Linked DNA regions of Homo sapiens: region 1 is linked to region 2. A link is a contact called in ENCODE Hi-C or POLR2A ChIA-PET data. All regions are on one chromosome and are shown on one strand. Each heading gives the region's core, a stretch centred on a gene start or an enhancer-like site at or near the end of the contact. The rest is flanking DNA. Distances are from core to core; before and after follow the strand shown. Region 1 overlaps FAM13A (family with sequence similarity 13 member A). Region 2 has its middle 11 kb from the start of PIGY-DT.

Region 1 (6,100 bases), core at 2,409-4,908, 430 kb after region 2:
GATACAAGTTAGCCTGCCCAAATAATTGAAGTAATCCCTTGGTTCTACTTCTTCAGTATCATCTCCTTCAAAGAAAGAGAAAATACACAAAAGTGCACAACAATAAACTGAATTTTTCCGCCACAACAACAAAACCTCATTTGAAGTATTAAGATGACTATGTAAGCACTCTCAGCAAGAGGAGAGAAGAGAAAAGAACGAAGAAGCTAGTAGTTAGTAAGAAAGACACAGAGGTATCCTCAATTCCCTTTTTAAACTACAACCCAAATGTAGGGCTTCCTTTTAAGTGTGACAGGCATTGTCTTTTGCAAAGTTGCTTCCTGAATAGATTTACAGGAAGCAGCTTTGTTTTACCATTGCTGAAAACATGTAACAATTTACATTTGCAAAGCAGAAATTGTGCAAACCCTAACAAAAGCAACAGTTACTAATCAGAAAAACATCAACTCCAGTGAGAGGAAAATTCATAAAGAAACTTTAAAAAAATTATATTTATGGAAATTGATGACTTGCCTCCTTAAGAAGCACAGAAAGTGCATTTGTATTAATTCTTAACACTTTTTAAAGAGGTGCCCTCTTACAGTTTTTAGACCAAAAGTTGATTTTTAAGCCACGATTTAGAATTCAGAATGGACTTTCTAATAAAAATAGTGATAGAAATGGTGACTAAGTTTGAATGTTGGCCTAGAACAATCAATAAAAGCCATAAAAGTTTTGAAATACTCTTCACTTGAAATGGAAAAACAAACAACACAGAAAATATAGTTGCAATGAAAGCTTTAAAACAAAATACACATTTAAAAATAGAATAAGTTTACCTATAATTAACTCATTCACTGAACAAATAATACCTATATTTGCCAAGAAAAGAGATACATAAAAACAAATCCTCAGCTTTGTGGAATTTGCCTTTTTTTTTTTTTTTTTTTTTTTTTTTTTTTTTTTTTTGAGACTGAGTCTTGCTCTGTCATCCAGGCTGGAGTGCAATGGCATGATCTCAGTTCATTGCAACCTCCACCTGCTGGGTTCAAGCAATTCTCCTACCTCAGCCTCCCAAGCAGCTAGGACTACAGGCGTGCACCACAATGCCCGGCTAATTTTTTGTATTTTTAGTAGAGACGGGTTTTTGCCATGTTGGCCAGGCTGGTCTCGAACTCCTGACCTTGTGATCTGCCCGCCTCAGCCTCCCAGAGTGTTGGGATTACACGCGTGAGCCACCTTGTCTGGCCAGAACTTGCCTTTTAGTGGTGTGTGGAAGAAGCAGTAGGGAACATAAAATAAATAAATGTATGACATGATAGATGTTAACTGTATCTCATAGACAAAGACTTGAGGGTCTAACTCAACAGAAAGTTTTGGGATTCAGTTCATGTTAAAGGGCTGCAAAAACAGCTTTTTATTTTAATGTGGTTTAACTTCACTTTTATGGATTCTTTTAATCTTATATATAGCAGGTATTTTATCAAGCCATGGAAAGTGAATGGGGAAAAATAGGTTAAGTTCAATTATAAAAATTATAAAAACGATTAAATTCAATTATAAAACAATAGAAAATTAGGGAAATGGAGGGAAAGAGGGAAGAGAGAGAAAGGGAAAGAAGAGAGTCAGGGAAAGAAGGTAACTAGGTAGGAGTCAGAAGAGAGAGTGAATGGCAACAGTAAAAACCAGACCTCATAAATATGTACAATTATTATTTGTCAATTTAAAAAATAAGTAAAAAAAAAAAATGAAATGAAATCTCAGCAAAAATGTCACAGAGGATATTTGAGTCTCCTTTTAATAGATTTCAAACACAATGTTATCACATTAGTAGAGACACATGAACTATATGGATTTTAATACAAATTACTTAAATATTTCACAAAAAAAGAGAAGGAAAGGATGAACGAGATTTAGGAAATTCGGAACAAGCATTTGCATGAAGGGGATTTACTAAAGGAGAGTCAACCAATTCAAGGTCTGTGAAAGTGCAAGGATAAGAGAAAAAACTCAGCATTTACACAATTTTCCAAAGAGGAAAGAAAGGAGGTGGGAAAAACAGAGAGTTTCACAGAACAGGGAGTTTGGCTGCAATCTGAGTAAGGGGTGGTCAGCTGCAGGGAGGCTCCAGAGTGGTGGGAGCAATGGGTTGCATGGTTTATCAACCAGGAGTCACTGCTATTTGGTGGGCGGGGAGAGCGAGAGAGAGAGCATATGTGTCAACTCAAAGAGTCATCTAATAAACTGTGTGGACTTTAATTTCATCACATGACTAGAAGTTAGTGAAATATTTGTGGGATGTGCACCACTCAGAACACACATCAACCTTTCTGGCCACTGAAATGTGAGTGCATAATAGTCCCAAATTGACAGCAATCTAAATGTTCATTAAGAAAGAATTAGGTAAATTCCAAAACATAAGGGAATACTATGACAACTACTACAACAGTGGTATAAAGATTAACGTTAGTTGACATGGAAGATGTTCATGACATATTATTTAAATAAGATTAGTAACACAGTAGCATGTATGAATATTTCCTATATGTAAAAATGCATTTTAATTTCTGTGTAGAGATTTCTAAAAGGATGTTCAGAAAAATATCAATGGGTCACTAGGTGACTTTTACTTTTTTTCTTTTTGCCTTTTTGGGTATAATTTTAATTATTTACAAGAAGCAAGTATCATTTTTATGAAACTAATGTTACTTAAAAAAAATTTAAAATTGATGAGGTTATATGCTTCTGTGAAGCTTAACAATGTGATAACGGTGTCATTAACACACCCAGACCCAACAAACAACTTTTAATAAGATATTCCCTTGCTTTACAACAATGGGTTGGCCACCCAAAGAGAGATTACTAAGAGTTTCATTTAAAATCTTTTTTTTTTTTTTTTGAGACTGAGTTTCGCTCTGTCGCCCAGGCTGGAGTGCAGTGGTGTGATCTCAGCTCACTGCAACCTCCATCTCCCAGGTTCAAGCGATTCTCATGCCTCAGCCTCCCTGGTAGCTAGGATTATAGGCACCTGCCACCATGCCCAGCGAATTTTTGTATTTTTATTAGAGACGGGGTTTCATCATGTAGGCCGGGATGGTCTCGAACTCCTGACCTCAGGTGATCCACCTGCCTCGGCCTCCCAAAGTGCTGGGATTACAGGCATGAGCCACTGCACCCAGCCCATTTGAAATCTTTTTAGTAGGGATGAGATAATACCTCTATAGAATGGCTGCAAATTTCCCTGGAGTAATAAGACAAGGGTCTCTTTTCAAAGACTTTTAAAAACCACCACAATTATATTTAATAGCTCCTTGTTTATATATTTTAGGGACCAGTCTATTAGTTGCTGCTAAAACTTATAAATAATATGGTAAGATACTTGTATTATTTGAAACATACTATACTCAATTTAAGAGTGTTTCAAGCTTGCAGGCACCCACTTTACTTAAGTACCAGTGTAAACAGGTCAGCTGATGGGTGTGTCACTGAAGAAATGAATGTTCAGTGTAAACAGTTTGGGGTACAGTACACTCCTCAGGCAGGTCCCACTGAACAATAGCACTAAAGAAAAAGAAAAGTTGTAAACAACTCCCCATGCGCCAAAAAACTCAACAGGTTTGACTTCATTTAACCCAAGCAAAAACTTCTGAACAGTCAACATAAAGTAGCTGCAATCTGCCTAGTTAGATTAGGCAATAGGATGTAGTCACAGAGTGGATCTGCATTTCTTTCATACGGCTGAGAATAATGAGAAGAGTTAACTTAATGTATATGTAAACAGCTGGCTCAATTCAGTCCAAGAAATATTTACCAAACACTTATTGCTTTCTTTGCCTGTGGGAAGTACTTCAGAGAATACCATGGGTAAGGGCAAGATAGCCTCTCCCCTAAAGGAGCTTATATTATGGTATAAATAACATAATTAATAGAATGTTTCTATAAGAAAGATACAAACTAATGCAGGTAGGTCATTGTGTATTTTTGGAGGTAGTCTGTTGTTTTGGGATTAAAAAAATATTATTAGGAAAGACCTCCTAGAGGAGGTAGTATTTGATATAGGATTTAAGGACTGGGTAGCATAATTATTAAACTAGATTTTTCTGGAAATTTTTTTTTTTTTACACAGCACCATCTAGTCATAATGAATCACCACACTAGCACATAATGAATCATAAACTAACATGTAATGAATCACCAAACTAACATACACTCTGCTCTTTTTTTTTTTTTTTTTGGAGTCTCACTCTGTCACCCAGGCTGGAGTGAAGTGGTGCTACCTTGGCTCACTGCAACGTCCACATCCCTGGTTGAAGTGATTCTCCTGTCTCAGCCTCTGGAGTAGCTAAGATCACAGGCACGCACCACTGCACCCAACTAATTTTTGTGTTTTTAGTAAAGACAGGGTTTCACCACATTGGCCGGGCTGGTCTCGAACTCCTGACCTCAAGTGATTCGTCCGCCTCGGCCTCCCAAAGTGCTGGGATTACAGGCGTGAGATACCGCGCCCGGCCCACTCTGCTCTTCTTGATAAGACAAAATATATAATAGAAAATCTAAAAAGATATATTTGTGTGCTGGTATTAGTTTTCTTAAGGCCTCTTCTGACATAATGGGGGGAAAATCACACAGTACAACTCTACATCTTTTACGTCTTCTTTCCTTTTATAATTGAACAGGCAAGACTAAGGCAAGACCTTACCAAATATGATAAATGGTACAATTTGAGCAGCTGTAGCATTCCTGTTACAGACAATGAGCATTAGGCCATTCCTCACCAAGTGGAAGAAACAGTGCCTTTCACTGAGAGAGAGACATAGAAAGGAAAGGCATCTGCTGATTACTCATGAACTATATAAGGTGATCCAAAGTAGACTCTGGGTTTGTTGCTGTGCAGACAGCACTCCCAACTCTAGGATGGTCCTCTATCAACAAGAACACAGCAGACTTCTCTCAATTAAACAAAATGTTCTTCTTTACATTACAAAGGTCAGACATCGGGACAGAATGGAAAGCAAGTATCAATCCACTTAAAATCTCATGAAGGAAGAAAAAAATGTTCAAATCACAAATTTTGTGATTTAAATACTGAATACCTAAAACACTGAAAAGAAACCTGAAAACAGGCAAAACTATCTTATATGTAGTTTTTTTAAGTTAAAAAAAAACAAGATGAAATTTGCCATCTTAATAATTTTTAAGCGTAGAGTTCAGTAGTCTTATTTATATCCACATCGTTGTATGACAGATCTCCAGAACATTTTCATCTTGCAAACTTAAACTCCATATCCATTAAACATATCTCCTTTTTCCACTCCCCCAGCCCCTGCTAACCACCATTCTACCGTTTCTGTGAATCTGACTACTTTAGATACTTCATATAAGTGGAGTCATACAGTATTTGTCTTTTTGTGACTAGCTTAGTTCACTGAGCATAACGTCGGCAAGGTTCGTCCATGTTGTAGTATGTGACAGGATTTCCTTTTTGAGGCTGAATAATACTCTCTTGGTTGTATATACTACATTTGTTTACCCATTCATCCATCCATGGACACTTGGATTATTACCATCTCTTGGCTATTGTAATGCAGCTATGAACACAGGTGTGCAAATCTCTCTTTGAGACCCTTCTTTCAACTCTTTTGGATATATTTACCCAGAAGTGGATCATGTGGTAGTTCTATTTTTAATTTTTGGAGGAATGAGGTGAAGACATGTTATGTAGTTTTTGACCACTAATGTGATTTTTGAAACTGGACTATTTATTAAATTCTAATTAGTTAGAAAAACAGTATAATATAGATTAATTCTGGGTGATTGCTTTTCCCAAAATAAATAAACATTAGACCCTTGTGAGCTACATCCCTCCCTCCTTTTCCCAGAGTATTAGAAATAAAACTGATCCTTCATATTCACTCATTCCTTCTTTGAACAAACATGCACTGAGAGCCTACTATATGGCAGGGACTATGTTCTAGGCGTTGGCACCAGAAAAACTAAACTAAATTGAAGTTTCACCTGTCCTCTCTTACCTTTGACCTTTTTCCTGCTATAGCCAAATAAGTAAAGCATTAGCAGAACCATGGTTAATCCTTTTTGCCTGGAGGTTGGACTATCCTAAATA
Region 2 (5,326 bases), core at 460-2,959:
GATCAGAGCTCAAAGGCTCTAGAACCCAGCACCAGTATCTGAGGGCAGGGGAGTATATATGGCTGTCCCAGCTCAAATGAGAAGCAAATGCACCCTTCCTCCACCTTTTTATTCTATTCAGGCTCTCATAGGATTGGATGATGTCCATTCACATAAGTGAGTGCAGATCTTCTTTACTCAACCTATAAATTAAAATCCTAATCTCTTCCAGAAACACCCTCACAGATACAAACACAAATAATGTGTTACCAGCTAACTAGGCATCCCTCAGCTCAGTCAAGATGTCACATAAAACTAACCATCACATTGGCCCATTATAATAGAAAATAAAAGGTCCTGATCAGAATTACTAAAAAGAATGAAGAGTAGAAGTACTAACAAGTACTCAGGAAAACAATCATCCTCTGGACGTAGAGTTGTAATATTTAGGAAAACAATGTGGGGAATTTTCTTTTTGCAAGGGTTCAAGGGAGAGCTTGAGGAAGAGGCAAGATAACTTACCTCTTGTACTAATCCCATATGTATTAGAGTTCTCTAGAGGGACAGAACTAATAGGATAGATGAATATACGAAACGGACTTTATTAAGGAGAATTGACTCACACGGTCACCAGGTGAAGTCCCACAGCAGGCCATCTGCAAGCTGAAGAGCAAGGAAGCCAGTCTGAGTCCCAAAACCTCAAAAGTAGGGAAGCCGACAGCGCAGCCTTCAGCCTGTGGCCGAAGGCCGGAGAATCCCTGGCGATCCACTGATGTATGTCCAAGAGTCCAAAAGCTGAAGAATTTGGGGCCTGATGTTTGAGGGCAGGAAGCATCCAGCATGGGAGAAAGATGAAGGCCAGAAAACTCAGCAGGTCTGCTCATTCCACCTTCTTCTGCCTGCTTTATTCTGCCCACGCTGGCAGGTGATTGGATGGTGCCCACCCACATTGAGGATGAGTCTGCGTCTCCCAGTCCACTGACTGAAATGTTAATCTCCTTTGGCAACACCCTCACAGACACACCCAGGAACAATACTCTGTATCCTTCAATCCAATCAAGTTGACACATTATTAACCATCACACCATGGAAAATTCTGATTTTATAAATAAAATTGAAGGGATAAAAGGAGGCAAAACGATGTCACCTGAGACCTATGTGAGTAATTTGATGCTACTCATACTACTATCCCCTGCCCTTTCTCAAGGTTTTCCTTGTCATGATGCAGACTAGCTTGGAAGGGGACCGGTGAGAAACAGCATGCCAAAAGCCTTTGTAATTTCTCTTTCACATCTGGCTGTTCACCATTTCTTACAATTTGTTTCTTCATAAGTCTTCTGGCTTTCAGCACTTTGATCTTAATAGTCATGATTCTAATCTAGGCCTCAATGATTTAAAGTTGTGGCTAACTTCATACATAGTCCTAATTTCTTTATCTCTACTTTTCTAACATTTTTCCCTTTAAAATCCCAATAATAAAACTTTCTTCTTTATCGTTCTTACTGGCAACTTTGTTCAAAATTTCACAAAAAGAAAAGTTATTTATGCTTGGTTTTAAAGTGCTATGTACCTTCACTATCACCCAGGTTTCTTAGCTTCTATCTTTTTTTACTCCCTTCCTCCCTCTTTCTACCTCCCATTCCTCCTTCTTCTCCACTGCCCTCCTGCTAATGGATAAATATGATCCATATCATCTGACAGTGCTTTTCAAACTTGAATATGCATATGAGTCACCTGGGAATCTTGTTAAAATGCAAATTCTGACTCATTATGACTAGGATCATACTGAATAGGAGGCTTGAAATCTTTTCTTAACAGCTTCCGGATGCTGCTGCTGAATCGCAGACCACACTTTTAGTAGCAAGACTCCAGAACACTGGTTTTTCAACTGGAATGATTTTGAACCCCAGGAATATTTGGCAATGTGTGGATGTATTTTTGATGGTTACAACTGGGGTGGTGCTCCTGGGCAGAGGCCAGGGATGCCACCAAGCATCTTACCATGCACAGGACAGCCCCTCACGACAAAGAATTAACTGGCCCAAAATGTCAACAGTGACCAGGCTGAGGAATCCTGCTCTAGAATGATTTTAAACACTATAATTACCCAGTGGCATCTTCTATTAGTCTAACAGTTTTGTTTTTTTTTTCCTAGAAAAAAACTTTCCAGTCCTCTTCCCTCTACTTAGTCAGTTCCTGTGACTAAAAGGATCTCATACTGCAAGGCTTTTTTTCCCCAAACGTCTACCATTTCCTTTTCCAATTTATTAAATGAAAGTTATGAATGGAATTTTTCATGGCATTAACATGATTTTAAAAGCCTCATGCTCTCAGAAAAAAATAAAAAATTAAGACAGCAAGTTTACAGCTTTGAAATGTGTGATTCTATATGGCTTTTTTATTATCCAGGTTTAAGCTAGTGCATTATGGTACCTTTGAAAACAACTGAAGTAATTCTCAAAATAATAATCAATAGGTGTTTTACTTTGTGTGTGTTTTCAATGACTGTTCAGGTTGTAGCCATCAAATAGTCCATAGTGTAAAAGGAAATGAACCTCCAAAAGAAGTATTTTTTTGTATTCAGATGAAGAAGATGGGGATATTGTAAAAGCTCTTTTATTACAGAAAGCTGTGTTTTCCATAGTTGAAGAGAGTCAGGAATTTGACAACTTTAACTTGATTTGACTCTCCAGTGATGTAGCTAACACAAGAGTTATTGCATATGAAAAAAATAGATAATTTTTACCAGAATCATGGCTAGATGAAAGTAAATTGAGTCCTGAGTATTTTTATTGAAACTATGGTCACAATTCCAAGTTTTTGAAAGTCTGCTTTTCCTAGTTTTCTAAGCCTGTCAGGCATCTTTGACTGACTCAGAGACCAACCTTGAACTTACACCTGGCCTGCCAGCACCTAGGGCACTGCCCTGGGATTCCCACTCTGCCCTGCTTTCTTCTTGATTTCATTGCAATGGAAAATACGACTAAATATTTCAGTAGTTTGAGTTTGGTCTAGTCATTAGGGACATTTTATTTTAATGTAAAGATCTTACTGAAAAGTACTTTAGTCACCAACTTAGAGAATTCATAAACTGAAAAATGTTATATAAGGTGACTAAATCAGAATGATCTTCTTAAATTTACTATCCACTCACCTACACTTCCCCAGAAAACTCTCCTTGTTCTGTATTGAACTTAGTAAATGATACCACCATCTTCTGAGTCACCTGGGCTGAGGTCTGAAGTCATGATGGACTTCATCTTTTCACCTCCCACATCCAATCACATGATGAAGGGCATCCCAAGGCAGGAGGACAGGAGCAAGTGTGTCAGCTCAGGTCTCTCTTCCTCTGCTTATAAAGCCACCAGTCCCATCATGGGGGTCCCACACGAATGACCTCATCTAATCCCAATTACCTCTCAAAGGCCCCACCTCCAACCAACAGATGAATTTGGCACTTAAGTTTCCAATACAAGACATTTGGAGGACATATTCAAACCACAGCACTCCTGAAATCTCTTACAGAAATATTACAGAGTAGAAATAATGCAAATGTTTCTTATGTCATAATGTAAGATAGAAAGATGGGAGTGCATCCAATTCTTGGTTCCATTTCCTTATTACAATAAACACAAATCATCTCATGGGGCTAGGATGACCTACCTCAATGCACCTTGCTTTGCATGTAATAGTTTAACAAATTAGTTATTCACTGATGCACTCAAGTGGCCAAAAGCTCCCAGATGATTTCCCTAGGTTTGTGCAAAAGCTTCTGGCATAGTGGCTTATGAGGCCCTCCAGCAACTGGCCCCAGACTGTCTCCAGCATATTCTCTCACTGTGGCCACTTCTCATCTTGAATTCAGCCATTCTGAACTATTTGTTGTCCCCATAATAGCCTGTTTCATAGCTCCATGTCTTTTGTTCATGCCATTTCTTCTGCCCAGAATATCTTTACTCCATTGTCCCTCTAAACCACTACTCAGCTTTTAAGACCCAATTCAAACACAGACACTTTTATGAAGATTTTTCTAACTCCTTCCTTCTCCCTGCTTCCTGGGAATTGACCATCAATCCCTTGTATACAACAGTAAACTACCCTACCCCGACACATACTCACTCACTCACTCACTCTTATTATAACATTTATTACTTCTTTACAAGTATTCTTTTATATGTCTGTCTCCTGTACTAATCTAGAAGATCCTTTAGGTCACATACCATGTGTATTTTATTTCTTTATCCCTAAATCTAGCACAGTGGCTGGCACATAGTATATGTTTAATAAACACTTGTAAAATGAATGTAATATGTCTAGTACCAAATGTTGTTCCTCTTAACTTGCCAATAGAAAAAAATATTACACAGTTACAGAATCTGCTTGTAATTTAGCTACCTGTGAAAAGAAAAGCACAATGAATTTTTTTTCAATTTAGAGAAATTCAAAACATATAAACTCTTTCCCAATCTGATTATAATTTTGAGTAATATGTTAGGGTGGAGGTGCTAGAAGGAGTACTCTATCAGAGCTGTCTTCTAAATTATTTTCTGCCTGGGATTATATATTTTTAAAACACACACTAAAGTTATAAAAATACGACCAAGAATTCTTATATACTTTCACCTGGATTTCTTAAATTAACAGATTTCTGTAGCTAGATTTTAAAAAACTGACAGCAACTTGCAGACATGAGGTTCATTTACACTTTAACACTTCAAAACAAAATGAAAACCAAAACAAAATATATTCTCTTACATCACCACAGGACAATTATCAAAATCAGAAAATTAATATTTATACAATATTACTGTATAATTTATGAATTTAAATTTCACCATTTGTTCCCTTAATGTATTTTTATAGCAAAAGGAAAAGGATTTCTGGTCCAAGATCCAATCCAGGATGAGACATGACTTTTAGTCATCACGTCTCATTCATCTCTTGTAATCTGAAACAGTTCATTGGTCTTTTTTTGTCTTTCATGACCTTGATGTTTTGAGGCATTATGGGAAGTTTACTTGCAGCAAGTCTATTCCTCAATTTGGATGTGTCTGATATTTCTTCATGATTAGATTCAGGTAATATATATTTTTAAGTTACACATTTTTTGCCAGGATACCACAGAAGTAACACTGTGTCATTTTTAGTGCATCCTACCAAGAATTATTACTGGTTATGCTAACTCTGATCATTTGATTAAAGTGGTCCGTTTAAGTTGTCACTACTGTAAATTACTGTTTTCCTCTATGTAATCAATAAGTAGCATACAGGGATGAGGTTATATTGAAGGCTAAACAAAAGAGAGACCAAGTGTTCCTCTGTGTTCTAAATAGAAATTGTTTAGCTG

The links. A loop is a pair of places that touch in the nucleus more often than their neighbours do. ChIA-PET counts read pairs that join two places held with the same protein, here RNA polymerase II (POLR2A). Pooled maps may share reads with other maps.
Region 1: a loop to region 2 is called in a pooled map, with 6 times the contacts of the local background. The contact joins two enhancer-like sites. A Hi-C loop is called at or near these places in 3 of 50 pooled maps. POLR2A ChIA-PET finds 5 or more read pairs at or near these places in 2 of 52 experiments (GM12878 and activated naive CD4-positive, alpha-beta T cell).

The regions. Positions count from the first base shown.
Region 1 is chr4:88,960,438-88,966,537 of GRCh38, forward strand. All of the region lies in intron 4 of FAM13A (family with sequence similarity 13 member A), which reads right to left. Among named protein-coding and RNA genes, the nearest start is that of FAM13A, 94 kb to the right of the region's middle. Within about 2 kb of position 3,659, at least 4 of the 41 ENCODE cell types and tissues checked have a DNase peak (open chromatin) inside an H3K27ac peak, as active enhancers do.
Region 2 is chr4:88,532,367-88,537,692 of GRCh38, forward strand. It overlaps a transcript of HERC3 not described here. Among named protein-coding and RNA genes, the nearest start is that of PIGY-DT, 11 kb to the left of the region's middle. Within about 2 kb of position 1,710, at least 5 of the 41 ENCODE cell types and tissues checked have a DNase peak (open chromatin) inside an H3K27ac peak, as active enhancers do.